Linked DNA regions of Homo sapiens: regions 1, 3, 4 and 5 are each linked to region 2. The links are chromatin loops, found by intact Hi-C in ENCODE. Cell type or tissue: ascending aorta. All regions are shown on one strand.

What was found. Peaks named below come from ENCODE experiments on the same cell type or tissue, not always from the same donor. Only the 100,000 strongest peaks of a DNase experiment are listed, where the experiment ranks them.
Region 1: a loop joins it to region 2, with 8 times the contacts of the local background. A loop is called at or near these places in 5 of 110 quality-filtered maps.
Region 3: a loop joins it to region 2, with 4 times the contacts of the local background. A loop is called at or near these places in 4 of 110 quality-filtered maps.
Region 4: a loop joins it to region 2, with 2.2 times the contacts of the local background. A loop is called at or near these places in 3 of 110 quality-filtered maps.
Region 5: it touches region 2 in a loop (8-fold over the local background); 14 of 110 quality-filtered maps call a loop at or near these places.

Annotation. Positions count from the first base shown.
Region 1 is chr1:3,185,111-3,190,110 of GRCh38, forward strand. It overlaps PRDM16 (PR/SET domain 16), which reads left to right. Exons shown (of 17, transcript NM_022114.4): 2 at 1,015-1,364. It overlaps LOC107984909 (a long non-coding RNA gene), which reads left to right and starts at 2,448. Exons shown (of 2, transcript XR_001737869.2): 1 at 2,448-5,000. RefSeq lists an enhancer at 3,743-4,244. In ascending aorta, no CTCF peak of the experiment used is centred here; DNase peaks (open chromatin) are centred at 1,591, 3,081 and 3,707; H3K4me3 peaks cover 2,415 bases; H3K27ac peaks cover 5,000 bases.
Region 2 is chr1:3,310,695-3,315,694 of GRCh38, forward strand. All of the region lies in intron 3 of PRDM16 (PR/SET domain 16), which reads left to right. LOC105378604 (a long non-coding RNA gene) reads right to left here. Exons shown (of 3, transcript NR_188664.1): 2 at 2,673-2,819; 3 at 1-2,535. Among named protein-coding and RNA genes, the nearest start is that of ARHGEF16, 140 kb to the right of the region's middle. RefSeq lists enhancers at 2,004-3,203, 2,491-2,785, 2,542-2,591, 4,541-5,000. In ascending aorta, no CTCF peak of the experiment used is centred here; DNase peaks (open chromatin) are centred at 1,947, 2,617, 3,147 and 4,494; H3K4me3 peaks cover 3,011 bases; H3K27ac peaks cover 5,000 bases.
Region 3 is chr1:3,192,928-3,197,927 of GRCh38, forward strand. All of the region lies in intron 2 of PRDM16 (PR/SET domain 16), which reads left to right. It overlaps LOC107984909 (a long non-coding RNA gene), which reads left to right. Exons shown (of 2, transcript XR_001737869.2): 1 at 1-789; 2 at 1,906-2,599. Among named protein-coding and RNA genes, the nearest start is that of MIR4251, 67 kb to the left of the region's middle. In ascending aorta, CTCF peaks have their summits at 2,522 (motif pointing right) and 2,729; DNase peaks (open chromatin) are centred at 84, 2,374 and 2,724; H3K4me3 peaks cover 558 bases; H3K27ac peaks cover 5,000 bases.
Region 4 is chr1:3,395,102-3,400,101 of GRCh38, forward strand. PRDM16 (PR/SET domain 16) reads left to right here. Exons shown (of 17, transcript NM_022114.4): 5 at 1,390-1,492. Among named protein-coding and RNA genes, the nearest start is that of ARHGEF16, 57 kb to the right of the region's middle. RefSeq lists enhancers at 233-916, 917-1,599. In ascending aorta, no CTCF peak of the experiment used is centred here; DNase peaks (open chromatin) are centred at 2,620 and 4,818; H3K4me3 peaks cover 1,004 bases; H3K27ac peaks cover 5,000 bases.
Region 5 is chr1:3,367,216-3,372,215 of GRCh38, forward strand. All of the region lies in intron 3 of PRDM16 (PR/SET domain 16), which reads left to right. Among named protein-coding and RNA genes, the nearest start is that of ARHGEF16, 85 kb to the right of the region's middle. RefSeq lists an enhancer at 1,734-2,315. In ascending aorta, no CTCF peak of the experiment used is centred here; DNase peaks (open chromatin) are centred at 2,088, 2,446 and 2,786; H3K4me3 peaks cover 1,392 bases; H3K27ac peaks cover 4,886 bases.

The sequences.
Region 1 (5,000 bases), 130 kb before region 2:
TTGGCTGCACTGGGTGGAGGGCTTTGCTTTTCTTCCTGTCCAGACTCCTCCTCGCCCTGCCCATCTCCCTTGGTGCCTCAGGCTACAATCTGGTATAGTTTCGGCTGCACACACACACTATCTTGGCACCCATCCTCTCTTAGGACGGACCCCAAAGGCCTATCCCAGACAGAAAAACTGGGCACTCTCTCATTGCTTAGTTCAGTGACCTGGGGCCCCATGAGTCCGATATCCATGACCTCAGCAGGCCTGTTCCTAGCCTGTGTCGAGATCATCAGGAACTTCCACCAGCCTCCCCAAGACCCAGCCAGCCCTACCCCAGTGCATGTCCAGGCTGTGGCCTAAGTGCAGGGATGCCCAGGCTGCGGCCCAAGTGCAGGGATGTCCAGGCTGCGGCCCAAGTGCAGGGATGTCCAGCCTGCGGCCCAAGTGCAGGGATGTCCAGGCTGCAGCCCAAGTGCAGGGAAGCAGCACTGAGCACATTTCACATTCACCCAAACTCTGAGTCCTCCCAGGCACTTAGGACTTCTGCCGTCCCTGATTTCCAAGGCTATAGAGGACATTTGGAATGTTCTGGTGCAAATATTTCACCATCAGCCAGCCCTGGGTCAGCCGCCACGCGTGACGGCTTCACCGGCTGTCCCCAGGCTTGCAAGGCACAGGCAGCTCCTTCCCTAGTTCCCTTAGGGCAGGACCACCCGGCGCATCCTCAGGTGGCTGTGGGAGCCAGGGTGGGTGAGCCAGGGTGTGTCGGGCTGTGCCATCCCATCAGAAATGTTGGCCCCAAAGGAGCCTGGTAGGATCCCATCCTCTGGAGCCTCTGACATCGAGTGATGGCAGCTGGGCTCAGGGCAGAGTGGAGGCAGCGTCTCCCGGGCAGGGGTGGCAGCCGGGCCTTCTGGGCCCCTGAGCACCCTCGGTGCCCATTGATGCCCGAGTCCCCGGCGCTCCCTGAGCTGTACACACTGGGTGGGGCACGTGCTGCAGAGGTTGACGCTGCGTTGTCTCCTTTAGGTGACGGTGACGTTGTAAATAATATGTATGAGCCCAACCGGGACCTGCTGGCCAGCCACAGCGCGGAGGACGAGGCCGAGGACAGTGCCATGTCGCCCATCCCCGTGGGGCCACCGTCCCCCTTCCCCACCAGCGAGGACTTCACCCCCAAGGAGGGCTCGCCGTACGAGGCCCCTGTCTACATTCCTGAAGACATTCCGATCCCAGCAGACTTCGAGCTCCGAGAGTCCTCCATCCCAGGGGCTGGCCTGGGGGTCTGGGCCAAGAGGAAGATGGAAGCCGGGGAGAGGCTGGGCCCCTGCGTGGTGGTGCCCCGGGCGGCGGCAAAGGAGACAGACTTCGGATGGGAGGTGAGCGATCGCGCCTGAGTATGATTGATCACGGCCATTTATCTTGTGTTCAATCTATTTATAAAGCCGGGCTGAGCAGCCACTGCCCGAGGCGGGAGGCGCGGCCAGAGAGAGCGTTCAAATGTCACATTTCCCAGCCTATTTTATCCTGCAGCTCGCCTGATGCGACTCAGAAAGCATCAGAGGTCCTCGTGGGTGCCTGTCAGCCCTGTAGGCCACGCCCACTCTCTCCCGGAAATGTGTCTTTCATGAGCTCATGTCTTAAAACATCCCGTGCTTCCCGCCGGATCCCAGGCGCGAACACTGCCATCGCGGCAGGGCAGGGAGATTAATAGGAAGTCCCAGAACAGGCAGCTGCACTCCAGGGCTTCATTCCAGGCCAGGGCAGTGTGGAGCCGCTCACAAATCACACCTGGTGGCCACGCTGCCCCGGCTGCCGTCTTCCCCGCCTGCCCCGGTCAGCCAGTGGCCTAAGAGCAGCCTCAGCTTCTCCAACTCCAGGGGCACAGGCCCCGACCTGCCAGGGAGGGATGGCTGGCTGTTTAAATTTTCCCACCACGACGTGACTGGCCTTGAGGGTCTGAAGCTGGCCTGGTGATCCTGCTGCAGGGGTCAGGAGAGAGGGCGTCCCTGGGACGGCTCTGAGAGGGAAGCACCCGGAGTGTCCTGCCCAGGTTGTGAGGGACGCTAGGCCCCGGTGTTGGGGTCCCTTGAGTGGTCCTAGGGGGACTAACAGCCCCACCCCCCCACAAAAAGTGCACTTCCTGGTGGGCCCTGGCCCTTCTGCCGGCCTCACGCAGCCAATTGTCGGTGGTATTTTTGGCAGGGCCCCTGCCTGGGTGGAAAATGGGAACACCAGTCGGATTCCCCCTGTGCCTCCCAGCCTCTGGAGTGCCCGGATGGAGGTGGGCTCCTCATGGGCAAATGGCCTGAGCAGGGAAGAGGATCCCCAGACGGGTGGGGGCAGGGTCCTGTGTCTTGCCCACCTGCTCTCCTGGTGGCTCGTGGCTCTGGAGAAGTCCCCAGCCAGGTCCATGCTCACTGTCAGGCCTGCCCCAACTCAGACAGGCCGTGGGGAGGTTCCTGTGGCCTCCAGCAGCCCTTGAGCACCTCCCCGGGCTGGCGGCATTAAGAGCCCTTTGTAAGAACACCGACGGCCTGGGGACCAGAGGCTGCCCCGCACGCTGCAGAGCTGAGTGCATCCTCCCTGGGCAAGGAGACCAGGGCACCTTGGCAGCTCCCAGCAGGCAGATGTGGTCCTTGGTAGCTCACAGAGTCCTGTGTGGCTCCTTGTCAAGGATATAGGGAGACTCAGGAGCTACTCCCTGAGTGTCAGCTTAAAGCCCCCCAGCCCTTTACAGAGCTGTGGGGGTCCCGGTGCCTGAAGAAACGTGCGGCAGAGTCTGCGGCCGTCAAGCAGGGTGGAAGCTGCAGCTCTACGGGCAGCCCCTGTGGAACGGGCGTACCCCCCCAACGAGAGGCAGAGGACAGTGTGTGTGGGCCCAAGGTCGGGTCACCTTCGGGAGAGACTGGCCAGGGCCAGGGGCCCCAGTGAAGCAGGACAGGGAGAGAGTTTGGAGTCGAAGACCTCAGTGGAGACACTGCCCAGCTTCATGGCCCTACAGGACCCTCATGGGACCAAGGAGAGCATTTTTCTAGCAATATTCATCTTTGGCTGTGCAGTGAAAGTAACTTTGGCAGAAGTGGCCTGTCCCTCCCTGCCTGGTGTGTGGGAGGGGAATTCAAGGGTGTTTGTCCGTCACACTTAGAAAGGTCTGGACTGTGTAATCAGGAGGTGGCTTGTGGATGTGAGAGGTCCAGGGGCCCTGCAGGTAGCACTTTGGATGACCTTCAGGTGACTTTGTTCTTGTCTACTCTGATACAAGTTTCTATTTGCTTTTTTTTTAAAGAAATGGCCCGTATCACCATGTCCGCGTGGTGCCAGGCCCAGCGCAGACTGCGCCACTGCCTGCCGGTGCCTGTTGACTTTGTGGTGTGTTTATCCCGGGTGTGTGTGTACGTGAGGGAACGCGCTCTCCTCACGGCGCACCTCCCGTTTCTGCGGAGGGCTTTGTTCCACGGTGGCCACCTGACAGATACCCCTCCTGCCGGCGCTTAGAAATATTTACTCTCCCCCCGACGCCCTCAAACGGTGCTCCCCGCGCACCCGGCAGGATCTCGCCTGACCTTGTTTTCCTTGCGAGTTCGGGCACCGACTCCCTGGCTTTGGGACCACCTTTGAGTTTTGTTGCTTCTATCAGATGGGACGGGGGGCAGCCATGTGCGTCGGTGCCTTCGGGAGCTGACATTGGAACTGGGCAGGAAGCCACCACCTCCTCTGAGAAGGAGAGAGAGGAGGAAGCAGGGGGCGGGAATTAAGTGGCAGCCACCTCTGCCTGAAATGAATGATGTCCGTCAATCAAGGAGGTTTCTCCCCACCTCCAGCCACCTCAGTTGGGGCCTTTGGGCAGGAAAACTGACATCTTACCCTTAAGCAGCCTTCCCAGAATTTTCCACCTGTCCCGAAAGAGCTGATTGCTATTTCCCCCTGGTTTTTGCCTTCCCTGAGGTGGCCCCGGAGGGAGAAGTGACTTGCGGGTGACTCCTTCTCTGAGGACTTCTTCCTCTTGCCGACTGCCTGGCCTGTCTTCCAAGTGCCGTGAACAGGGGCCTGAGACGGGACGGGAACACCAGGCTTCAGGGCTGGGATCCCTCTGTAGTTCCAGACACGAGAAGGACCTTCTGCTGAGTCCCCTTCCCAAGCCACTCACACCAACAAGCGGCCCTGCTAGCCCTTCTCCTCCATGCCCCTGCAGTGAGCTCGGCCAGAGCAGGCCTGGTACAGAGAAAAACATGGGTGCCAGCATCACACCAGGGGGATCCCAAGTCAGGCCTGGGACAGAGAAAAACATGGGTGCCAGCGTCACGCCAGGGGGATCCCAAGTCAGGCCTGGGACAGAGAAAAACATGGGTGCCAGCGTCACGCCAGCAAGATCCCAGGTCAGGCCTGGGACAACCCATGCGTGCGTGTCGTCTCTGATGGTCCTGAATTTCATATGTATAATTGTTCACTTTCACACTGGTAATTAAGTGTTATGAATCAGAGTGATTTGACTTTACTGTAATGTCCACGGTATTTATTTACTGAAAAAGAACAAGTAAAGATATTTTAGTAAAGATAACAAGCAAAATCCAAGAAGGATCGGTGTCATTTTGGCCTCCCTCCGTGCTGGCCTAGAGCACGGTGTTGTGGCCACTCTGAGCTCAGAAGTGGGATTCCCCTGGAGGAGAGGGGGTCTGGGAGTGGCGTGAGCAAAGGGATCTCACCAGGCAGCAGCCCCTGCAGGAACAGGGTGCGCGTCTCTTGAAGGATAGGTTTGAAATAAAAGTCACGTGGATTATTCTTACTGTCATTTTGGGACACCATGGAAACCATTTTCTTTCTACTCTGAGAACAAAGTTCTTGTTCTGGAGAATTCAGTTGAAATAAAATGAGAAGGTCCAATTTCCTTTCTCTTTGTATAGCAAGAGACACAGTGCCAGGCAACCCTCGGCTTTGGGATGACTGGGGAGGGTCAGGGGCTCTTCTCTCCCTGACATGGGGCCGATGTAGATGACAGCATGACTCCCTGGGGA
Region 2 (5,000 bases):
AACTCTTCATTTGGCCTCAGATGACATGGCCCTGGCGTGGAGTGTCCCTGTGTAGGAATATGTGTTTGCATGTATGGGTGTGTATGTGCATGCATGTCTGTGTGTGTGTATGTGTATGTGCATGTGTGTGCTGGTGTGGATTGTGCATATGTGTGCACATATAAGTGTGTGTGCATGTGTGGGCATGCGTGTGTGTGAGACATGTGGGCATGTGTGGGCACGTGTGCATGCATGTGAGTGTGCGTGTGTGTCTGTGAGACGTGTGGGTGTGTGTAGGCATGTGTGTGCGTGTGTGCGTGCGTATGTGTGTGTGTGTGTGAGCGCCAGCATGGTTGGTGGTGGTGGCAGGATGCAGGGAGTCCTCAGCTGAACCCGGCCCCAGGACTTCCCAGCTTCAGGGGTGCCTGTTGCCTGTGAGAGCAGTGAGGTGGGGAAGGGTTAACCCGCCGAGGGCTGATGGCCCAAGCTCTGTCCTGAGACGGAGCCGTCGCTTCCCACTAATAGAAACCAGAGCTCTCCTGCAGTGGCCGCGGCGCTGCCGCCACTCCGAGGCCGGGTCTTTGTTGTTGTTCCCGGTGGGCCTCGGCTCACTCTTTTGCCTTCTTTCACTTTTGGAAACAACCAGGACGAGCCAAGGCCAGAGTTGGGGAGAGGTTCTTGGGTGGGATCTTATTTCTTCCCAAAGTGCCTGGAAACCTGCCCGTGCATTGGTGCCCGCTCTGTCCTGTGCCCTCTGCTCCGAGGCACCAATCTGGCCCCGCCATGAAGCCCAGACCCAGCAGGCAAATCTCAGGGTAGCCTGGAGCTGCAGTAGGAGAAAGAGAAGAAATGATGAAGAATCCCCACAGGCCCAAAACCAGCCAGCGTGGTACGACTTTGCCATCATTTAATCCTTGGCCTGACCTAATCAACAGGGAAACCGAGGCACAGAGAGGCTCAGGAGCTCACCCAAGTGACACAGCCAGAAAAGGCGAGAGCTGGGTGAGCCCAGTTCTGCCCGACCCCGAAGGCACCCCCAAAGCTGATTTCACACCCAGGAGAGTGATCTGGGGTCCATCTGCCTCCTTCCCCAAGGAAGCTTGGGTTCGACATCTTTCTCAGAAGGCCCCAGATCTGAGACAGCCCTGCCTCCCAGATAGACCCAGAAGGCCAGATGCTCAGCCCACCCCACCCTGGGTCCAGAGGGGCTGCAAAGCTGCCAGTGCCTCACAGTCGCTCTACAGCTTTGCAGGTCAGCTCCCGGGGCCCCCGTCCAGAGTTCCAGACCAGCAGCATCCAGCCAGGTGCTCAGGGAGCCCCAAGAAAGCTGCTTGAGAAGGCTCTGGAGTGTCCAGCCCAGGAGTGCGGCTCATGGGCAGACTGTAGGGTTCACATCGCAGCCCGGCTGCTCCCCCATGCGACACCCTGCTCTCTGATCCTGACTCCCCCACCTTCCCACGTGTGAAATGGGATGTGCTGCTGGGTTTAAATGAGATCTGACTCCAAAGCACAGAGCTCGGCCTGGCCCATCTCGGGCCCTCAGTGGACATCCATGGCGCCGTCAGCATCCTCGCCCCACTGGGTTATTCCCACGCTCATCCTCTGAGGAGGAGCAGCCCAGCACTCAGCGGCCTGCAGGCTGGCGGGGTTGGTAGCAGCAGCCTCTCACTGGGCCGGTGACATGAGGATCACTGGGACAGGCACGGGTGTGGTGGGACCACAGGGCCCCGAGGGCAGCAGGCAGCCCCCAGCCTCCTCCGAGGTCTGTCCTGGAGGCTGGCCGCCCACCCGCCGGCTGCACCTCACAGCCGCTCCTCCCCAGCCTGCTGGTGTCTGACGTTGGCATCCCCTCTGTGGGATACATCAGGAGCCCATCCGGATCCGGGGCCGGCAGGTGGGGTTCCCGGGATGGGTTGGGAGTTCCCAGAAGTCCGGTGAGGGGCTTTCGGAAAGGGACCGTGCACCCTCCTGTGCAGAACCCGGCCTCGGCCAAGCTGCAGGCTCTGACGCTGGAATTGAAACTTACACAAATACTCCGCCGCTTTTCAGGCATGTTCCAAGGAGACATTTATGTTGGCTGAGGCGGTATTTTCCTTTTATTGCTGTTATGAGATTCAACATTTTTTCCAGAAATAACTTCTGAAAAGTGTGCCTAGATTTTGAACACTTGTGATCCTAACATGTGGTGAGAAAGGCTTTTCAAAACACACACGTGTGGACAGAGGTCCACACACGGATACGTGTGCACACACGGGTGCCTTGGGCGTGCGTCTTCCAAAAGGGGCGAGTACAGCTATCAACTTGTGACTTCCAGGAGGCCTGGGTTTGCCTACGAAGGGGCCGTGTTCCCAGTTGGCGTTCACACGTGGTGTACACACACAGGCACAGGCACCGTGTCCCAAGGCCATCTCCCAAGGGCACCCGCAGACACTGGGCAGCCTTCTCCGAAGCTGTCAGTGTCCTTCCTCGTGAGAGGATGATGAAGAGGATGTGGTTTCCGCCGCCTCATCCACAGGCCGGCTGCCCACGGAGCCTTAGACATCGAGGCCAGAGCGACTGTTGGAAAGGAATGTGACCGCGCTGTCTATGAAATGCCGCGGAGCTGGAGCCCCACTCGCCGTCACGATGAGTCAGCGCCGAGCGGTGAGTCAGAAGGGGAGAGCTGAGCTCCCAGACCGGAGGGCGGCACTTACCAGAAGCCTGTGTGCTGACCGGCCTGGTCTCCTTTGACGTCTCGAGCAGCTTGGCAGGGTGGGAAAAGTAGCCTGAGAGTGATCCCCGGGCAGTGTCCGAGGCTCTGCCGTCCCCACCCCCACAGGCATCCAGGGGAGAGAAACAACCTGGAAAGAGGAATTCAGATGTGAATGGAAACTTGTATCCAAAATTTGAAATAGTCCCTTTGGGCCTGCTCAAGAGTCCTTCCCTCCCAGCCCCTCACCTGCGCCTGCGAGGCCGTGCGGACCCCGCTCCACTCACCCCGCCTGGGGGCCAGAACCACCTCCCAGGGGCTTCCGCCAGTGCCGCAGTTGCTGACCCCAGGCAAACCTCGCCGCCTCCTGCCCCGGCGGGCCTGGGATTTGCGAATGTGTGAAGGCATTAGCTGCCAGTTGTAACTGGAACGCAGCCTAGAGGCCTCACTCCTCCAGCAGGAAGCCTTGTAGTGCAGCGAATCTGGACCCGGCCCAGCGTCCAGAGACAGGAAGCATTAATAGGAGCGAATGTGAACACTGTTCGCGCCCTGGCTGCGATTTATTGCCGATTGTGGGGAAAACATCAGTTGGTTGCAGAGTTTCATTCATCTGAATATGAAATGTAATTAGGGAGTCACCCAGTGTCAGACCCCAAGGAATAAGGTCCAGGCATGGGACCCTCGCCCCCGAATGCCGTCCTTCCCCACCGGGGGGGGGGGCGGGAACATAAAATGGACCCAAGTCACTGTCCCTTAAGGAGCGGACCGCCTGAGCCCTGGAGTGGCCCAGGGAGTCCTGAGTGCAGGGTTTCCAGGACCGTGACAAGGTTCTCCCACGTGGTGGGGGAGGACCGACCTTTAGGGACAGGACCGGTGTGTCTGGGTGGCAGTTTAGAGAGCTGGGACAGTCTGCATCACTCTGGGTGGCTCCTCTCAACCCTGGTGTGCCCTAGACTGTTTCTGAAATCGGTCCTGGAAAGGAGAGGGAGAGAGAGATGGTGTCTCTGTACCGAATCGGAAGGATTTGTTTTTGTGTAGCTAATGAGGTAGCAAAGACAGTCTGCAGGTCAGAGGAAGGCCACGATGAGGATGGGGACAAGGAGAGCTCCTGAAACCCTCCCACCTTACAAAGTCCCCCAGCCTCCCCACATAGTTATCCTGCTCCATCCAGGAGCAAACTTCATCTGCCAAATGTGTGTGAGCGTTCTCTCTCTCTCTCCTCTCTCTCCCCCCCTCCCTCCTTCTCTGTGTCAATGAAGGAAGGCTGGGGGTTTTTGTGTGTTGTTGTTGTTTCCCCTAATCGCCTTCGCCCCCGTAGCCAGTTTGTTCTCAGAAAAGTTCCTCCCCCTCCTCCTCATCTCCTGAGCTCTTTGATCTTCTAGTTCGGGTTCAGTTGCTTCGTTTTTTGCAATTACCAGCCTGGAGGGAGGATGCCCCTGACCCGCAGTCTGGCAGACAGATGGGACAGGAAACGGGGAGTTTATTTCAGCCTTCGCCCTATTCATCTTGGATAGATTACAACAGTAGCAGCTCCAAATGTCTTCATAGCCCATTTATGATAAAGTGATGGTAACATCACACAGGAAGAGAAATGTGCGGATTAGCCATATCCGGGGAAAGATGGATCGACTGAGAGCATGGCATCGCTCTGAACAAAGCCCCACCCTCCCTCCCCAGCCCCTGGGAAAGCCCCGCTCCTCGAAGGCCAGTGGGACCCAGAAACCCAACTGGGAGAGCAGCGAGACACTTGCTACCGCCTCTCTCTCTTTCTCCTCCTTTCTCCCCCGCTTCACTCCGTGTCTCCCCCTGCTTCCCTCCCACCCTCCCTCTCCCTCTCCCTCTCCCTACATTCTTTGCCTTTCCAAGTTTTTGAACGTCTACAGCGCAACTCCACAGCAGCCCAAATAAATCAAGCTGCCATGGTTACTTTGCAGAAGGCTGGGGGATTTATATTTGAATTTCAGGAAGAGGGGCAAATCCATCACCCTGGAATGCCGCATCTATAGATTTTAAAGTTTGCCTGAATTATTATTGGGAGGGGTGGGGGCTGGCAGTGAAAGGAGAGTTTGGAATCAAACCAAGGAGGGCCGGGTAGGAAGAGCTTCTTGCTGAAGGACATGGGCACATTTATAAGCCATCAATAAGAACCATTAAGACCTGCGGCTTTCTCTTTGTTCTTTCTGAGAGGAAACACTTGACAAGTTGTTGTTCTTTGTTGTACTTTTTTAATGAGCCAAGAGAACATGGCACAGCCTGGAGAGGAGGGGCCTGAGCGCTTTTGTCTTTTACATTTTTCATCTTTTTACTTTACATGAAAACTGACAAGAAACCC
Region 3 (5,000 bases), 120 kb before region 2:
ACTGAGTCACCACCTGCAATTGAGCGAGATCCCTGGTGATTCATGTGCACAGCTGAGTTTAGGAAGGACCCGGCCAGACAGCGAGTACCCAGCAGTCACAGCGGCCAGACGGCGAGTACCCAGCAGACACAGCGGCCAGATGGTGAGTACTGAGCAGACGCAGCGGCCAGACGGCGAGTACCCAGCAGACACAGCGGCCAGACGACGAGTACCCAGCAGACGCAGCGGCTTACCAGGGGGCAGCTTTGGGTGTGTTGCAGGCATTGGGAGAGTCACCAATGTTCCCTGACGCTGTGGAAGGATGCACTGCCTTCCTGCCCGTCCCGCCTCCAGGGCTGACCTCCTGAGGCTTCGGGCTCCTGCCCGGCCCCCCAAGGGGATGGAGCGGCAGCTCCCACCAGTGCCAGGTCTAGCCATTCCTAGGAGATCTCCAGGCTGCCTCATGGCTCTGGGATTCAGGAAGAAGGGGCACCTGCCAGCCACCAGAGGCTGGTTTGAACCCAGAAGTGTTTGACATAGCTCTCCTCTGTAGAAGCAGAACTTGTGTGTCCAGCGCCCACTGCTCAGTGGGCTGGGTGCTCCCTTTGCACCCCTGGAGCTGTCCACAGCCATGGACCTCCGCACTCTCCATCCCATCCGGCTCTGGGGGACCCCAGGATGGCAGGCAAGGAAGGCTCAACCCAGGGAGCTCCTGTGGCTCAGACATATTCTGAGAAGTGCGCCCACCCAGCCGGGGAGGAGGTGCAAGCCCCTGCCCCCCAACAATGTCTGCTGAATGCATAGGAAAATGTAAGAGTGAGTGCCCCTCCCACATGTCGGTCTGTACTGGGGGAGGGGGTGGTCAGGAAAGCTCCCAAGTCCTTCCCGGGTGCCTGAGACCTGAGGGCAGAGGCTGGGGGCTGCGGGCTCCCCTTCACTGTGTGTTCGTGTTGCCTGGGGAGCATGGGAAATACAGGTGTCAGGCCTGCCTTGGAGATGCTGGGCTGGGGCCAGGGAGGGTGACCAACCTCCCTGTTTGCCCAGGAACGTCCCAGTGTCAGACCCAAAGTCCTGGCACACCCCTCTGGCATCAGGCATGTGAAAGCTCCCAGGAGATCCTAATTTACGGCCTGGGCCGAGAGCAGCTGACCTAGATAGGAGGAGTGGAGAGCCCGCCTGCATGTCCTGTCCGGCACCTGCACCAGACCGCCGGGCAAGGGACAGGTGGGAGGGCTGAGGAACAAGGGCTCCCAAAGCACTCGTCTGGCCTTCTGCAACGCTCAGTGCACACTGGGGGGCTATTTAGGATGGTTGTTGAGGGCATTTAGTCACTCAGCAGACAACCGGCTCATCTCAGGTCCTGCAGAGGTGTTCACTGGTACCTCCCTGTGCAGGGCGCTTCCTTCTGTCTCTCCCATGCCCCTTTCACCCTGGAGCTGAGCCCCGCCATAAGCCCTCCTTGCTGGCCTGCTGTGGGGGCAGCCGGCGCTCATTGGCTGAGCTCTTAGATCACCCTATTACGCCTTATCCTTTAAATTCCAACAGAGGGGAAGGGGTAGACCATGGCAGGTGCTGGGGACCTCGGCTCAGGCTGGAGTCTCAGGGAGGGAGGCTGGGGCAGGTCTGATAATATCAAGGCTGGACTCTGCGGCAACTGGCCACTGTCTCCCCACCACACGCCACCGTCTCCCCACCACACGCCACCGTCTCCCCACCACACGCCACCGTCTCCCCGCCACACGCCACCGTCTCCCCGCCACATGCCACCGTCTGATCGCCACACGCCATCGTCTCCCCGCCACACGCCACCGTCTCCCCGCCACACGCCACCGTCTGATCGCCACACATTAGGGCTTGGTATTCTCAGTCCCACGTTTTATCATCTAAACGCCAAAACTCGTTCCTGGCCTGCCCTTTCTCTCCAAGGTTCCCAGATGCACGCTCCACTGCCCACACCACCCCCACGGTTGAGTGGGCTCGGCCCCGGGACGTGGCCTGGCTCTGGGCACCTCTGCTGCTCCACTCTGCGTGGAGAGTTCTGCGTGAGGCCAGGAAGCTTTGCCGCGCTTCCCCACTCAGGAGCTTCTGGATGTTTCTATGGAGGCCTCACGTCTAAAACCGTGAGCGCACCGGCCAGTGGATGCTCTGAGGAGTGTTCCCGTGGAGCCAGCACCGGGCAGCTCGGCGAGGCACACAGCGTCGGGATTTGGAGAGAGACGGGGCCCTGTGGGATGGTGCGGAGCCTGAGGCCACCGTGGGGACAGGGATGCAGAGAAACCCATGGGCCTCGGCGTTGCTCCGGGAGAAGCCGGCAGTGCCGTGGAGGAGTCACAGCACAGGCTTCCCATGTCCCCCGGCACCGTGACATCAGCCCTAGACGTTTTTAGCCCAAGAATGCCATGAAATCCTGCACTATCTTCGGCCCGGCTCGGAGGCACGGGTATATAAGGAATTTTAGAAAAAAGGAGAGAGAATGACTAAGAATACCTCCCTGATGGCTCTCCTTTACTTCCTTAAGGGGTAATAACTCCGCTGCAGCCCAGCAGAGGGGACTTTCTTTAAATAGAGCATTCTGATTCACAAGCGAAAAAGGAAATAAATATTTTCTTTTCATATTCGAGAGACATCTGTGAATACCAACTTCTTAAATAGTATTTTGCCAATCGCATCCCACACGCCCCGCCCCCCCTGTCCCAGTGACACCCAGAGCCCACCCTTACTCAGGAACCGGCCGCTTGTACCAAGAGACCTGAAAACATCATCAGGGCTGCCAGCCTGAAAATGTCTTCAGGGTTTTGCCAGAAGCAGGAGGGAGAAGGGCTTCTGCGTGGGGGCGTGGCCCAGCCTCCCCCTAGGTCCCCCAAGGCTCCCTGTGAGAACAGGGTGCTCCGGAGCCTCCTGCCCTTTTCCTTCCTCCCTTTCTTTCTTCCTTAGGGAAAATAAGGATTGGATGTGAAGGGAGTATGACAGAGGCATGTGGCCTCTGTATGGGCCTGGTGGGCACCTGCCGTGTGCCCTGGTCTCTGTGAGGCTCTGTCTACACTGGGACCCTCCCAGCTGTGCTGTGATTAGGACACAGCCACCCTCGCTCTGACAGGGGAACCCGGGGCTGAGAAGGAAGGAATAGCTCCCAGCCCCCAGGTTTGTCCATGCAGGGGCCCAGAGGCAGGTGTGGGTCCCGCTCAGTGACCCCAGCAGGAGCTCACTGGGGGCAGCCAGGCTCTTGCCAGGTGGGAGAGGCACAGGTGAGCTCCAGCAGGGGCGGCAGCTGGGCCCAGACCCGGTTCCTGCCCCCACTAACAGCATGTAGGTGGGGCAGTCTCAACTCTGCGCCTTGCAGGCCGATTGCCTGGGCCCAGTGCCTCATGCTCCTGCCTGAACATGGCTCTGTCCTCTGCAGGTCCCTGACCCAGCCGGGCCCTGGAACTTGACTTCACTACAGCCGATGGCCCTCTCTGGGCTTGGGGGAATTCTGTGTCGTAAACATGACCTCAGCCCCACTTTTTCTCAGAAGCTGCTGTCCCCTTGTTTGAAAGCAGGTCCCAAATGTAGACCCATGGGCCCTTGTGGGGCCTGAGAATGCTGGGGACACTTGGCAGAGAGTGAGGCTCACCGCCCGGTGCCCCTGCCTGAAGCTGGGATTCTGCGGTGGCCCCAGGGTGCCCGTGGCACCAGAGAGGGGTTCAGCCAGGAACCGCAGGGGTTCCTGACCCAGATGGTCAGCCTGTGAGACCCCCACCCAATTCCAGGCCACATTCTCTACCTACTACTGGCTGAGAGTTCCCGGGGGAGGTCCCAGGAGTCTGCATTCTGAGAAGCGATCATTGTGGGGCACTTGGAGGAGTCCAGCCCAGGAGGAGGCCCTGGGAAAGGGGCCCGCCCTGAACTTCCTTCCTCCCCTACCCATGGGAGCCCAGAGAGGCTTTTCCTAAAGGTGCCGAGGCTGACGGGTAGCAGCAGAGCCTTTCCTGACCACAGGCCTCAGCAGGGCAGGTGGAAGGAGCAGAAGCTGGAGCTGCGAAGAGGCGGGTGCCTGGGTCCACTGGGGGACCCCACTGTTGCCCAGGGGGGTCTGTGCAGCCGCTGAGGCTGGGGGGTGAGCTTCACACCACTGGCTCATCAGCATGGCTCCTGTCCCCGGCCACAGCTGCACGAGGCGGCCCGAGGCTGACCAGCCACGCGCCCCCGGGCATGGAGTGATGGCTAAGATAGGAGGGGCCCCTTGTCATACCTGAGTCCCCCTTGGGACATCACCATCTCCTCCCCCTCCCAGTGCAGTTATGAACTGGGCCCCAGGGAGGGAAAGAGTCATATGCGACCATGGGCTGGGTGGACCCAGGACAAGAGCCCAGGGTCCCGACCCCCAGGCGGGCCCTTTCTGCCCCTGCAGCTCCCAGATGTCAGCTGTGAGCAGGGCAGGCCCCTCCTTCCTGTGTGCCCCCAGCCATCACAGCGGCCCCAGCTCGTCGTGGGCACTCAGTCCAATTGTCCCTTGGGTGATCCTACAGCCTTGGCATCCTAGAGGAGCGTGCCCCATGAGCCAGGCAGGGCTGGCACAGGCCTGAGAGGCAGCTCATTCACCTCTGGTGCCTGCACCTGCAGTGCGGTCCCTGCAAGGCTGTGCCGGGATCAGCTTTGTGCTGCCAGGCGGTAGGCCTACGAGGGCGGCAGGAAGCAACTGGACCACTAAGACTGAAGAATCTACAGTACAGATCATTTGCGCTTGAGATCTTTTAATTTTGAGTAATTTCCCAGCAGCAGGCTTCGCAGGGAGCAGAATGGGTGGGGAGGGCGGCCCCTCCTGAGGGTGGGCGGCTGTGGCCTGGCGGCTCCCTGGAGAGGCCCCCTGAGGCCTGTGGGCCAGCTCCTGGGTGGCCCTCCCTCCCCTGGGTCAGACGCAGGTCCCACGCGTTCCAGGCCACAGAGGTCTCCCTGGGTCAGGGACGAGGGTCAGGGGATGAGCGCGTGAACCTCGCACTCCTCAGGGGGCAGTGGCAGGTCCCACTGCCCTCCCGCCAGGC
Region 4 (5,000 bases), 84 kb after region 2:
TATGTGTGTCTTTTGAGAGTTCCTTGGTGTCATTCTGGAGTCAGTTGGGACTGGCAGATTGTAGTGAAATTCACAATGTGGGGGACATGGGGGAGGAGCATGCAGGGGCCACACCCAGCCCTGTCTCGGGGGTGCCCAGCTGTGTCCAGCCACAGACCCCAGCCAGGTCCAGGTGCTGGAGAGCCTGGCCTGACACAGGATGGTCAGTGGGGATGGGAGTGTCACCCACAAGGATGGCCACGTCCCCTCAATCCCTGGGAGCCCTTCCCTTTCTGAGTCTAGACCCACTCTGTTTTCTTGGAGGAGCCTCAGCCCCAGGTCTCGCAGGGGCAGGTGGATTTCCCTTGGGCCTCTCCCCAGCCTCACAGCCAGTCCTCCGGCCAGGCCTGCAGTTCCCTGGAAGCTCCCCAGTTACTGTGATCAGAAGAGAGTCTCAAACACCCACATGTGCAGGGTGGGCAGTGACTCCCCCAAGAGAAACACACCTGCCGCCAGACACTCCCGGACCGAAGACACAGGGTTCCTTGTGCTGGCGGCATGGCCCGTGCCCTGGCCCAGGCCTCAGATGGCCTGGCCTCCCCTTTGTGAACTGCTAATTTTCTTCATCTCGACCACCACTTCCACACCCCAAGACAACCTCCTCTTTTCAGGAGGCCCCTGGCAAGCTGCAGTGACACAGCCCCCAACAGCACTGCTCAGTGAGCAGAGTTCCAAATGGAGGTCCCCTCGCCCCCAGGGCTTGACCAGGCTGCAGAATCTACCTGAGCCCACCAGTTCTCAAGGGTGTCCTCCATCCCAGACTCCCGCCTGTGGGGTCAGCAGCAAGGCGCCAAGCTGACAGTGGGCACACAGTCCTGCCCGCCCCAGCCTTCCTGGCTCATGGCATCCCCGCTCCTGGGAGAACCGCAGCCCCATGTCCTGACTCACTGGCCAGGCGCAGCTCATGGCCACTTTCAGAAACAACCAGATTCACTCCACACCCTGAGCTCCCCCTCCCCCGCCGCCACTGGCAAAGCGGGTCTCACTTACATACACAAAATGGAACAAAAGAAACTTGAGAACCCACCCAGGTGGGCTCTTGGTGGAAGCGGGGCTCTGCTGTGCCCCCAGGACACCCCCAGCTGGGAACTTTCATGTGGATCCTACCTGTTTAGTCGGCCACCCCCTTTATGAATATCCTAAAACCCAATAAAGCAAATTAAAAGGGGACGCAATTCCTTCTGCGCATACTCTGCAAAAGTTCCATAGTGGACCCTCTTGGTGGCAATTAGAGGAAAATCAAGTGCAGGCCGAGCTGCGTCCACAGTGTGAGGGCTGAGTGTGCACTGAGAGGCTCTCCAGACACCAACAAACCACACTCACCCTTTCTCTCTGGTCTCTCCATCCTAGATTTACTATAAAGTCATTAAGGACATTGAGCCAGGTGAGGAGCTGCTGGTGCACGTGAAGGAAGGCGTCTACCCCCTGGGCACAGTGCCGCCCGGCCTGGACGGTAAGACCCCTCCCCCAAACCGGGCCACGGCCCCTGGGAGCCCCCAGCCAGCCCGGAAGAGGAGCAGATGCCTGGGAGGACCGAGGGCCTCTCATCACCTCAAGCCACCTAATGAGGGCCAGGCGGCCCCCAAGTGCTAGGTGCCTCCATTTTTGCAGACCTCAGGCCAGCAGAAATTGCCCGCCTCCACAAAGGCTCAACCTAATGGCTTTCTTGTTCCTCTTCCCTGGGGCATCCAGGAGGTGCACCCAGAATTTAAGAAGGGCTTCGGGCAGTGGGCAAACTGGTATCCAGTGGATTATGTCTTTGCAATGTTAGGGTCCCAGGTGATTTTTTTAAGCTATGTTTTATTATTGCTATTATTCTTATTAGCAGCAGCAACAGCAGCCTTTGCTTTCCCTGGTACTTAAATGAACGAACAAACAAACACCAAGCCAGTTTTGTAGCTTCGAAGCATTTCTGGCTGCCCCAGAGCTCTCTGTGGGGTGGGAAGATTTTGTTTCATTTAAGAGAGTGGATGATGGCATATGTATCTTTCAAAGCAAAATGTGCATCTGTAGCTAAAACTCCAAGAGAAGTGTTAGGGGAAGTTTCATTTGGCAAGAGGGAAAATGCGGGGTCTGAGGCGGGTCTCACAGTGATGCGGAGTCGCCCCGCTCTTCCAGACAGGGCTGTGGGAAGCCTTCCAAATTTCCTTTTCCCTAGATCTGCCAGTCCCTCTCTGTCGAGTAGAGATGGGACAAGTGAGTTTCCCTTTCACCTTCCTCCACACCCAAGTACAGCTGAGAGGATGCCTGAGAAAATTCCAGTCCCACACAGATGAGCTCTTCCCAGATACAGGCTCATTCCTGCCTTCACGTCATGAAGCCATGTGTCCGTTCCCCTACGGGGTCCTGGAACAGCCGGCCAGGAAAGGCTCTGTGGGCAGTGAGGCCCTGGCCCGTCGGCTCCACGCCGGTCCCTCTGAGCAGACGGCTCCAGGGTTCGAGCCTAACTGCTTTACTTTGGGAGGCCCCGCAAGTGAACAGGAACGCAAGCTCCCTCCTGGCCGTTTCCGGCGCTGGTGATTCCTGCTGGTGCTGGAGCCTGGAGGGAGGCTGAGTTTTCCTCCTCGCTTCTTGGACCTCCCCTTCAAACACACCAAGGCTTAGTGATTAATGCCATTTGCTGCAAGTTTCTCCAAGGAACCACTCTGATTTCACGGTGAAGGAATGGTGCTGGAATGAGCAGGAAGGCTTCGAGACCAGACATGGAGAACTCCGCCTTCATTTACCCTTGCCATCACCGAGCGTGGCCCAGCTAGCTGGGTCCTTCCTTGGTGCAGTATCTGTTTATGTCCCTGAGTGTCCGAAAGGAAATGACCACAGAAGGATAGTTTAACAAGCTGGAGCCTATCTGCAGCTTCCTCTAAAGTTTGGTTTTATTTAGGCCATTGAGAAAAGAAAAATCAATTGCCGAGATCTGGATAGCAGGGGGGAGGGCCTCATTTTCCTTAAAATAATTGTTGAAAAGATCTATGAATCTTAGACAGCGCACAAGAACGCCAAGAGACAAATCTACTTGACTTAAGGAGAGTGCTTGACTATGGAATTTCATTTGTACGATGAAATTTCTTTCTTCCAAAAGGTTTTTTAAAAACCTTGATTTCTGCTCCCCACCCCGCTCCAGCCCCTGATATTAAATAACCTGGGTCTACATTTTCCTAATAATTTATCAAACATTTGTGGGCTAATTGCTTGCCACACATAATAGCCCAACATCAAATATTTGACTTTCCCTACTCTTTCCTGTCAAGATCATGCCTCCCCAATAGCCGCCTCCCCCACCAGTTAAACTCTGAATCGCACAGAAAGAAAATGCAAAAATGTTCCTCACTAAGATAATTATCATAAAAAATCTTTTATCCCAACCCCAGCTCAATGCAGCCAGCCCCTTATCACTGCAGGGACTTGGAGGAGGCTCTCGAGCTCCTTTGAGCCTCGAGTCTGGTAGATTAGTACGTAGACGCCACTTAATTGTGAACCCCTCGGCTCTCCGGGGCCATTAGGCACTGATTTATTTTTCTGTTACATTCCTGCTCTGCCATGAAGATTGCTGATGGAACTTCAGATAGGCAAGTGAGGCGCAGATATGACAAACAAGATGTGAGGTCACCACGGCGTTGGCTTAGTTGGCGTAGGTGACAGGTGGATGCTGTACCGCGGCCCACGCACCCCTGCCAGATGAAGAGAGTTTCATTTCCAATCACTATATTTTGTGCTTTTGTTGGGAGAAGAGGGCTTGGCTGGAGACCACGTTCAGGTAGTGAAGAAGACACAGGAGACCCTTGGGGGCCAGCCCGCTTCGGGAGAACCGAGCCTCTGCCCTGCCGTCCCGGGGCTGGACACATTCCCTCTGCAGAGCTGCAGCTCTGTCAAGAATGCGAGGCCCATTTTCACACAAGTGATTCAGACCACGGGGAAGCCACTTTCAGATGCATTCGACTTTGTGTTTTGCTTTTACACTTACAATGAAGAGGAAAGAATTCTCTTTCGTGAGAACTTTTTGCTCTTGGGAGAAAATAAAGAAAGTCACTTCCATTCCCATATGCTTTTCTTTTGAGAAAGCCTCACGATAATTTGCTTTTCCTCTCTCCAAAAGAGGTCAAGAGGAGGCAGTGCGTGGAGGACAGAGCGCATGAGCCAGCCAGATCGTGAGATCAGAGATAATAAGATGGGAAACATTATCAGAATAGGACATGTTCTTTCAGCATTTCTTTAAAGCAGAAGTTTCTTGTACCGAGAAAGTGAAAATGCCATAAACTATGCCCCCGTTTCTGGCCCCTCCATGAGCCCCAGGGGTGTATTCAGGGCCAGCCTTACCTGCCTGGAAGACAGCCGGGAGACCTGTCCATACCACTCAGTAAGGGCAGGCCAGGCTCAGGTGTGTCCTGTACCCGGCTCTGTCCTCTGATGGGGGCCCAGCTCCATCCGTGGAGGGCTGGGGTTGGGGAGCAGCAGGGCAGGGATGGTCACTGAAGTCGGCTCCATCACGTCCAGGGCACCCTCCAAGGCCATTGGAGTGAGAATCAGACTGCATTCTCATTTGCAATCTAAATTTTTATTTTCATCCCAAATTCTAAATGAGAACTGGAAAAAATAAGTTGGTCAATAATATGAGTGGGTGGGGTTGGCATTTCTTCTTGTCTTTGTTTTCAAATTTCAACTACTATGATTGTTCTTCATTGGGTCCAGAAAGAGTAAAATAAAAGCTGGCATTTCTAACTGAATCACGATGCTGGCTGGAGGCCCCATCTCAGCCTCCTTCCAGCCCGGGACGTTGGAATCCACCCACAGGCAGCTTCCCAGGTCTGCGGGTTGGCTGTGTTCTGCAATGGTCTTGGTGCTCAGATCTGCAGGGCTTGTTCCCCAGTGAAAATCCCAGTTTCTGAAGACAAGGGAAGGCCTGAGAGGGGGTGATGGTGAGCATCCCTCTATCAGAGGCTCACCTCGCTTTCCCCAAAACCCTC
Region 5 (5,000 bases), 57 kb after region 2:
CCGAGATGGCACCATTGCACTCCAGCCTGGCCTGGGCAACAAGAGCAAAGCTCTGTCTCAAAAAAAAAAAAATTGATGGAGCAAGCATCTTTAGTGTTTGCGGCTCAAGAACATAACTGCCATGGGGAGGTCTCTGCTCCATTTGGACAGGAAGCGTGTGCGGGTTTCATGGCAGACGTGACTTGGGAGGGGTCTTGTCTGGCAGAGGAAAGTTGAATTCAAGCTCTTTGCTGTGGTTGAGCCAGGTGGGGACACCCCTAGATGCTACCTTTCAGCTGATCCCAGGCCTAACGCACCCACAGCCAAATGGCTTTTGGGGAGTGGCTGGAATGTGACAGCTGCCGGCCCAACAGCTCTCAAAAGTGCCGGGCTCAAGCGTCCATTGTCCAAAAACACGTGCGGTCCTGTGGTTCCCTAGGTTCACAAGGAGAACTTCTTCCCCGCTGTAGACTACGTGTATAAATAGAACATATTGGCAAGAGTGGAAGGAGTGTATTTTAAAGCACTTACACTTCTGAATGTATGTTTTATACTGATAAGAATTAATGGAGCCGGTAGTGAGTACACTGATTTTCAGTGTTATGATTCTGTTATATTTTGTTTTAATTAAATGGGATATGAAATCGAAAAGGCAAGCTTGTCTTCAAAAGAAGGCATTTGAGGAAGAATCAAACTAACTCTTTGTACTTTAAAAAATCATTTAAAAGTAGTTGTTGTTTAGAGAGGAAGACTAAACAAAAGCAACTTAACGTAAAAGTAAAGTCATCATCTGCAGAGAGCTGGAGGAGGGGACAGAGATGAAGGGTTTGGGGAACATTCTGTACCTGACATGCCAGAGGGCCCAATCCCCTCAAAGAGTCAGGGAACCTTCTAGAAAACAGTCTATCCATTCCCAACAGAGGGGAGGAGGTGAGGGCAACCTACCGAAATCATGCATCGCTGAGAACCTGCTGGTCCTTCCAGAGCCACCCGCCCGTGGCTGACGCAGGCACCTGACATTCATTAGGAGGCAGTCCCGACAGATGCTTCCTCGTGGCGGACTTCCCAGCTCAGGAGCCGCAACACGGGCCAGGCTCCGACACCTCTGTCTGGAGAGAAGTTTGCGGGGGTCTTGGCCACCAGAAAAGAGTGCTATGATTGAGCCCTGGGTGGTGGAGCCCTGGCTCTGGCTGGGCCCCGGGCAGGAAGACACCGTAGGAGACTCTTCTGTATCCATGGCTGTTCTGAGCATCTGTGAAGGATCCAGAGCTCCAGAAAGTCAAAAGCCAAGCAAAGGCCACGAACCATGCCTCACCCCAAAGACAGTGTCTCCCCCAAGCCCAGCCGCTCCCACCCTGAGGGGAAAGGGGCCATCTTTGCACAAGGCCCTCCTCTTGAGAAAGCTCCAATGCAGTCACCAGGGAGGTGTCCTGGCTCAGGATAGCAGACAGGGACCCACCCGTAAACCGTGTTGTGCTGCTTTAAATTCAGCAGGATTTTTTCTTCTTTTCCCATGAGTTTTTATTCACATCCTGGTAACATCAATAGAGGCAGATCTGCCAGAATAAGTCATCTCTGCAGCTCCCTCCAGGGAGGAAAGACAATGTGTCCTCCCATCTTTGTCTTTTTCAACAGAAAAAAAAATAGCAATAGCAAAATCCACAAAGAAAGATCAGGATTAAAATGTTCTGCAGCTTCTATACACCCCCATTCAAATTCCGGGTAATCGGCCGCATGCTGCCTCCCCTCGGAGAGGCCGTGGGGTTGGCGGATGCAGTTCAGAATCATTTGTGTCATATAAGTGCTTGTGATTAGATTTTTAATAAACCATTTTGATTCTATTTCCTGGGCTTAAATAGATGTCTGAACGTGGCTGGTGAGGACCTGAAAGGGATCCAGGTAATATCATTGTGGGGGACACACTCTTAATTCCTTTGATATATTTTGTCAAAGGTGACTAGCTGTAGGTACAGGCTGGAACTCGGGGGGAGCGAGCGCGCTATTGAACTTAATTGGTTCCATTTGTCATTCAAAACTGACTCTGCAGCACCTCTGTCTGTGAATCACTTCCTAACTTGCCGATCTGGCCCATCGTGCCCACGGTTTGGGAAGGAAGCCAGCTTTGGCTTCCAAGGGAGATGTCTTAAGCAGAGTTCACGTCCAAGGGTGGGCTTAGCACACAGCTCAAAGCCCATCACCGAGCATCTGGGTGGTCTCTGGCTGGGATGCTACCACCTGAGAAGCAGATCATCCAGGAAGGAGCCTGTGTCATCCAGATATCCGGCATTGCAGTTTCCAGCATCTCCGTTCTTCCACATCCGCTGGGCAGCTGGGTATGAGGAGAAAGGATGGGCTGATTCGTTCCAGTTCACGGGCCCTGGGGCCCTTCTCCACACAACCAGCCGGACTGTGGCTGAGCTCCAGGCTCTGCTGAGAAAAACAGAAATCCTGGGAAGTAGAATCATTATAAAGAACCATTTGGAGGAAAAGCATGTCTCTCTCAATTAAGCCAAAAGGAGGCCCAGGCCAGCATCTTTTTATGCACGCATACCTGGGCCTAGTCCGGGAAGAAACCAGAGTTGGCTATTTGCAGGGCATCCAAAGACAACATTGTCTGCACCAAGAATCCTTTGCCAATGACCATTTTTGTATGTCAAAGAGCAGCAAGAGCTGTTCTTTATAGGGATTGGCAAGGTATTTGCTTAGACTTGGCCTGTTGAGATTTGAGCTATTTGCAAGAGCTGATCTCAAAACATCAGGCCTGATACGAAAGGCAGTGAGTCACTGAGCTCCTCCAGCCCGGCGTGTCACAGGGAGAAGAAAGAAGGATGGGCTCGGAGAGACTGAGTCAGCTGCAGGGAAGGCACTAAATATAACTGGGCTGGATCCATCCTGGCCCTTCTCCATGCAACCAGACTTTTGCTAAGCACCTACTATGTGCCAGGGCCCAAAGGGTGCTGAGATGAACAAACCCACCGTGGCCTCTGCTTTGGGGAGACTGGCCACTGTGACACTGCACCTAGGGGAAAATTGCAACCATAACACTTTCCAGAGGACAATGATCTGGAAAATGTTGCAACTCTGATTTCCAGAGAGGCAAGTAACCAGGAAAAGGCTTTCCACATCCCTCAGCAGAGCCCGTGAATAAGAAGGGAAAGGATTTGAAATGGAGGGATGAAGACAGACCCCTGGGAAACGGAGGCATAGGGAGTGCTGGCTGACAGTCTCAGTCATCTGGAGGCGCCTTCATTCATTCATTTGTTCCCCAAGCATGCATTGAGCACTCATGGTTTGCCTGGCTCTGGGAATCAGCCAGATAAAACCTTCCAGCCCCACCACCCACCAGAGGAGAGGAAGTGACCTGCGACGTGATAGCCATGGCCCAGTGCAGTGTCCATGCTAAGAAGGGCAGGGACTGTGAGAGTGTCTGAGAGGAGCCTCACCCTGATGTGAGGGACCAGGGCAGGCTTCCCAGGAGAGGTGTCCTGTGCTCTGCCACCATGACAACTCCTGGAATGGTGTTCCCTTGTGTCTCACCATACGAAGTTGGGGAAGCCATAAGTGTCTGGGCAAGTTGAGGGGAGGGTCTGCTCCCCATCCATCCATCCACTCATTTATTAATCCATCCACCATCTATTCATCCATCCGTCCACCCACCCATCCATCCATTAATTATCCATCCACCCACCCATCCACCATCCATTCATCCATCCATCCATCCATGCATCCACTGAATAATCCACCCATTCATCCATTCACCATCCATCGATTCATCCATTTGTCCATCCACCCACCGATCCACCATCTATTCATCCATCCATCCACCCACCCATCCATCCATTAATTTATTCATCCATCCACCCACCCATCCACCATCCATTCAACCATCCATCCATCCATGCATCCACTCAGTAATCCACCCATTCATCCATTCACCATCCATTGATTCATCCATTTGTCCATCCACCCACCGATCCACCATCTATCCATCCATCCATCCATCCATCCATCCACCCACCCACCCATCCACCCATCCATCCATCCATTCGTTTATTCATCCATCCACCATCCATTCATCCATTCATTCCACATCCATCCATCCACCCATCCATCCATGCATCCATTGAATCATCCATCCATTCATCCATTCACCATCCATCCATTCATCCATTTGTCCATCCACCCATCCATTCACCCACCCATGCATCCATCCACCCATTCATCCATTCATCATCCATCCATACATCCATTTATCCATCCACCCACCCATCCACCATCTATCCATCCATCCACCCACCCATCCATCCACCCACTCACCCACCCATCCACCATCTATCCATCCATCCACCCACCCATCCATCCATCCACCCACCCACTCACCCATCCTTCCATTCATCCATCCATCCATCCATTCATGGAAACATTCAGTGAGCCCTGACTGAACACTGATCCTGGGTGAGGCCCTGGAAGAGCTTCAGTTGCTGTTGGCTACCATCATCAATTAGAGGAGAGTGAGCAGGGCAGGGCGAGCCAAGGTGCATGGCGCTGGTCCTGACAGTGTGAAAGGAGTCAGGTGGACAGCCAGCACCCACCGCCCAGCCCATCTGCCCTTTCTGGCTGTGCAAACTTGGGCCAATTACTTAACTCTTCTGTGCCTCCATTCCCTTATTGACAAATGTGGATATGAGGGTGGCTACCCCTGGGGGAGACATGAGCATCCAATGACTCAGTGGTGAGTCTCAGCACCTGTGGGCCTCAGCTCTGCATAGCACTGGCCTCTCCAGAGAATAAGCGGATGAGAAGACTCTGAGCTGCTCCCGCTCAAATGTGTCTGGTCCTCCTAAGGTCCATCTGGAAGTCACTCCCTGTGTGCAGCCTGCACATTTGAGAGGGCCTGAGGGTGACCAGGCCATGAGCCTCTGCACAGCTCTTACTGAGATCATGCACAAACCCCTCAGGAACCAACCAACGGGGAAGAGCTGGGTGAGGGACCCCAGGGGTCCTTGGTAGGTTCCTCAGCC